Linked DNA regions of Homo sapiens: region 2 is linked to region 1. A link is an interaction called in ENCODE POLR2A ChIA-PET data of the cell type or tissue named here. Cell type or tissue: endothelial cell of umbilical vein. All regions are shown on one strand. Region 1 holds the start of APOC2 (apolipoprotein C2). Region 2 overlaps CBLC (Cbl proto-oncogene C).

What was found. ChIA-PET counts read pairs that join two places held together with the same protein. Peaks named below come from ENCODE experiments on the same cell type or tissue, not always from the same donor. Only the 100,000 strongest peaks of a DNase experiment are listed, where the experiment ranks them.
Region 2: POLR2A ChIA-PET joins it to region 1 with 7 read pairs; 3 of 35 experiments call an interaction of 5 or more read pairs at or near these places.

Annotation. Positions count from the first base shown.
Region 1 is chr19:44,945,838-44,948,337 of GRCh38, forward strand. APOC2 (apolipoprotein C2) reads left to right here and starts at 214. Exons shown (of 4, transcript NM_000483.5): 1 at 214-238. It overlaps APOC4-APOC2 (APOC4-APOC2 readthrough (NMD candidate)), which reads left to right. Exons shown (of 6, transcript NR_037932.1): 3 at 1-238. In endothelial cell of umbilical vein, no CTCF peak of the experiment used is centred here; no DNase peak of the experiment used is centred here.
Region 2 is chr19:44,795,508-44,798,007 of GRCh38, forward strand. The region is part of intron 9 of CBLC (Cbl proto-oncogene C); the gene reads left to right. Among named protein-coding and RNA genes, the nearest start is that of BCAM, 12 kb to the right of the region's middle. In endothelial cell of umbilical vein, no CTCF peak of the experiment used is centred here; no DNase peak of the experiment used is centred here; H3K27ac peaks cover 844 bases.

The DNA.
Region 1 (2,500 bases):
GAGGCGAATTCTCAGAGTGAGGGTTCCCTGTCACTTGAGAGAAGGTTCCCTGTGACGTGACCTTGGGGGACGTCATTGCCCTTTCTGTCCCCACCCACCCCCTCCGCAGTTCTGTTGGCCAGGACTTTGGCCTAGACAAAGGATGGGGGTTGTGGCTGTGGAGCGGAAGTGGGTCTCAACCACTATAAATCCTCTCTGTGCCCGTCCGGAGCTGGTGAGGACAGCCTGCCAGAGTCTGGTAAGAAAGGGACTCAGGGTGCGGGGACAGGGGGGCGTCAGCAGGGAGAGGGCAAAGATCGATAAAGCAGGAATTTTAAGAGGCACAATATTAGAAGCCCGTGTTGGAACCATGACTGTGTGTGTGTGTGTGTGTGTGTGTGTGTGTGTGTGTGTGTGTGAGAGAGAGAGAGAGGGAGATGGAGTCTCGCTATGTAGCCCAGGCTAGACTCAAACTCCTGGGCTCAAGCAATCCTCCTGCCTCAGCCTCCCCAGTAGCTGGGACTACAGGTGCACCACCACACTCCACAAATCACAGAATTTAGAACTGTAGACTATTTGAGCTTCTGCTTAGAGTTAGGGTGGCTGAGGTGGGGAGGATCCCTTGAGCCCAGGAGTTTGAGGATGCAGTGAGCTGTGATCTTGCCACCGTGTTCCAGCCTGGGTGACAGAGAAACCCCATTTCTAAAAAAGAGAAAGAAAAAGGGATAGGTACAATGGCTCATGCCTGTAATCCCAGCACTCTGGGAGGCCGAGGCGGGTGGATCACTTGAGGTCAGGAGTTCGACACCAGCCTTACCAGCATGGTGAAACCGCATCTATACTAAAAATACAAAAATTGGCCGGGTGTGGTAGCATATGCCTGTAATCCCAGCTATTCCAGAGGCTGAGACAGGAGAATTGCTTGAACCCAGGAAGCGGAGGTTGCAGTGAGCCCAGATCGTGCCACTGTACTCTAGCCTGGGTGACAGAGCAAGACTCAGTCTTGGCGGAAAAAAAGAATGAAAAAATTTAAAAAACTAAAAAAGAACTGTAGGCTGGGCGTGGTGGCTTACACTTGTAATCCAAACGCTTTGGGAGGCCAAGGCAAACGGATCACTTGATGTCAGGAGTTGGAGACCAGCCTGGCCAACATGGTGAAACCCCGTCTCTACTAAAAATACAAAAATTAGACAGGCATGGTGGTGCATGCTTGTATTTCCAGTTACTCAGGAGGCTGAGGCAGGAGAATCGCTCGAACCCGGAAGACAGAGGTTGCGGTGAGCCAAAATTGCGCCATCGCACTCCAGCCTGGGCGAGAGAACAAGACCTTGTCTTGGAAAAAAAAAAAGAATTGTAGACCATTTGCTTGTGTTCTTTCTCCGGGGATCAGATCTCACCCTCTTTCTGCCGTACTTCCTCATCTCCTACGTGTGGATGATGATATTGTGCCCTGTGCATGTTCTTCGTCACCAAAAGTGCCTCTCTCATAGAGCAGGTGAGAACTCAGTGAGGAGATGCAGGGACATGAGGTCTGACTTAGGGCAGAGCCCTAAGGTAACACATTTGATCTACTGTAGGTCCTTAATGGTGTCTGCAGAGCACCTCCCTGCACTGACTCAGCCTTAGCAAAGGGCAGAGGCTTTGCTGTGTTCCCTGCTGGGCCCAGAACTGTTTAGGTGCTCAAGAAAGCCTTCTAGGCTGGGCTCAGTGGCTCACACCTGTACTCCCAGCACCCTGGGGAGGCCGAGATGGGAGGATCGCTTGAGCCCAGGAGTTCCAGACCAGCCTGGGCAACAAAACAAGTCTCCCATCTCTACAAAAGAATAAAAATTAGCAGCTGGGCATGGTGGCTCATGCCTGTAATTCCAGCACTTTGGGAGGCCAAGGCAGGCAAATCACTTGAGGTTAGGAGTTCAAGACCAGCCTGGCCAACATGGTGAAACCCCATCTCTACTAAAAATACAAAAATCAGGTGGGGCACAGTGGCTCAAGCCTGTAATCCTAGCACTTTGGGAGGCCAAGGTGGGCGGATCACGAGGTCAGAAGTTCGAGACCAGCCTGGCCAGCATGGTGAAACCCCATCTCTACTAAAAATACAAAATATTAGCCGGGCATGGTGGCAGGTGCTTGTGATTCCAGCTCCTTGGGAGGCTGAGGCAGAAGAATTGCTAGAACCCTGGAGGCAGAGGTTGCAGTGAGCCGAGAACACGCCACTGCACTCCAGCCTGGGTGACAGAGCGAGACTCCATCTCAAAAAATACGAAAACAAAAATCAGCCGGGTGGTGGCGGGTGCCTGTAATCCCAGCTACTGGGGAGGCTGAGGCAGGAGAATTGCTTGAACCTGGGAGGTGGGGGTTGCAGTGAGCCAAGATTGCACCACTGCACTCCAGCCTGGGCAACAGAGTGAGATTCCATCTCAAAAAAGAAAAAAATAATAATTAAAATGTTAAAATCAGGAGTAGAATCACAGAATGTTGGAAAGTGAGGCCCAAGAAGGGGGCTGTGTCCAAGTCCATGCAT
Region 2 (2,500 bases), 150 kb before region 1:
CCCTGTCTCTAAACCAATAAAAAAAAAGAGTCTGTAATCCCAGCTGTTAGGGAGGCAGAGGCAGGAGGAAAGCTTGAGCCCAGGATTTTGAGACCTTTCTGGGCAATATAGCGGAACCCCGTTCTCTAAAAAAAAAAAGAAAAGATGAAAATAGCACCGCTGTCCCTCGGGGCCCTGCTCTGCTGTATGTTCAAAGATCTTTCGCCACCCGGCAGAGCTTAGGGTTGGTTTTGTCGGCTTTTATCACTGTCAGGTTGCAACCTTCCTGCAGGTCAGGCCTTTGTTGTCTTCTCCGTCATATCTCCAGAGTGCAGAACAGTGCCTAGCACACATACACGTCATAGGTGCTCAATAAATAGATGCCAAATGAATACACTGAAGTGAGTCTTCCCAACAGCCCTATGAAGTCAAAAGTGTTCCTCTCCCGGCTGGGCGCGGTGGCTTATGCCTGTAATCCCAACATTTTGGGAAGGTGAGGCAGGTGGATCACTGAGTTCAGGAGTTCGAGACCAGCCTAACCAACATGGTGAAACCCTGTCTCTACTAAAAATGCAAAAATTAGCTGGGCGTGGTGGCGCACACCTGTAATCCCAGCTACTTGGAAGACTGTGGCAGGAGAATCGCTTGAACCCGGGAGGTGGAGGTTGCAGTGAGCCAAGATCGCGCCACTGCACTCCAGCCTGGATGACAGAGGGTGAGACCCTGTCTCAAAAAACAAACAAACAAATGAATGTTCCTCTCCCCATTTTCCAGAGGAAAAAAGTTCAGAGAGGTGACAGTACCTGCCCAAAACCACACAGCCTGAAAGAGGAGAAGTCAGCGTTGGAGTCTTTAAGGCCCCCAAACCATCTACTTATTTTTTTGTTGTTTCTTTGTTTGTTTGTTTTTCTTTTGAGATGGAGTTTCACTCTTGTTGCCCAGGCTGGAGTGAAATATTATGATCTCAGCTCACTGCAACCTCCGCCTCTGGGGTTCAAGCTAATTCTCCTGCCTCAGCCTCCTGAGTAGCTGGGATTACAGGCAGGTGCCACCACGCCTGGCAAATTTTGTATTTTTTAGTAGAGATGGGGTTTCTCCATGTTGGTCAGGCTGGTCTCGAACTCCCAACCTCAGGTGATCCGCCTGCCTCGGCCTCCCAAAGTGCTGGGATTACAGGGGTGAGCCACCGCGCCCGGCCTACTTATTTTTTAATAAGCCCTGTCCTGGCTTTCTTTTCTCCCTACGCTGCCACCCCAGGATTTTTGGGACCCTGGATTGCTGGGGAGAAGCAGATCTCTTAGTATCTCCGGCTGAGTACACACAGGCTTCGATCAATACTGAGCTGTCTTCAAACAAACAGCTCAGGAAGTCCGGGAACATTATTCGACCACAGCAAACAAGAGAGCCAGCAGGAAGCGGGGCGGTGGGGGGGAGGGTGGCGGTGAAACCAGCCAGGGAAGCTAAAAACAGATCCAACCTGCCGCCAAAAGCAAATGGAAACATTAGGAGGCACTCAGCCGGCTCCCAGAGGACAGTGATGGGGGACACAGCCAGGACAGCAGGCTGACAGGGACCTCGGGCCTGATGGTGACACCTTTGCCTAGGCCATACCCTCCGCCTCCCCCACCCTTTCCTCCTCTCCCCAAACCCTGCCTGATTAAAATTCCAGTCCACTCCCACCTAGTCTTTCATTCTTCAAAACATACCACAGAAGAGACAGCCTTGGGTTTGTTACTTCTCAGCAAGGCACTGTCATAACTTTTGTTGTTGTTGTTGTTGTTTGAGATGGAGTCTCACTTTGTCACCCAGGCTGGAGTGCAGTGGCACGATCTCAGCCCATTGCAACCTCCGCCTGCCAGGTTCAAGCGATTCTCCTGCCTCAGCCTCCCGAGTAGATGGGGTCACAGGTGCTCACCACCATGCCTGGCTAATTTTTGTATTTTTAGTAGAGACAGGGTTTCATCATGTTGGCCAGGCTGGTCTTGAACTCCTTACCTCCGGTCATCTGCCTGCCTCGGCCTTCTTAAGTGCTGGGACTACAGGAGTGGGCCCCGCCTGTCATAACTTTTGCTATGTGCCTGGCATTGCTTTTTTTTTTTTTTTAAGATGGGGTCTCTGTCTAGCGGAGTGTGGTGGCGTGCACCTGTAATCCCAGCTACTCAGGAGGCTGAGGCAGGAGAATCGCTTGAACCCAGGAGGCAGAGGTTGCAGTGAGCCAAGATAGCGCCATTGCACTCCAGCCTGGGCGACAGAGCAAGACTCCATCTCAAAAAAAAAAAATAGGGTCTCTGTCAGCCAGGCTGGAGTGCAGTGGTACAATCACAGCTCACTATAGCCTCAATCTTCTGGGCTCAAGTGATCCTCCCTCCTTAGCCCCCAGAGTAGCTGGGACTACAGGTGCCTGTCTCCACACCCGAATCATTTTTAAATTTTTTGAGCAGTGAGGCTGGGGCTGCTGTGGACACTGGATGTGATGGGACTGTGTCAGTGGTCAGTGTCACCGTGGTTGTGATCTGTGTAT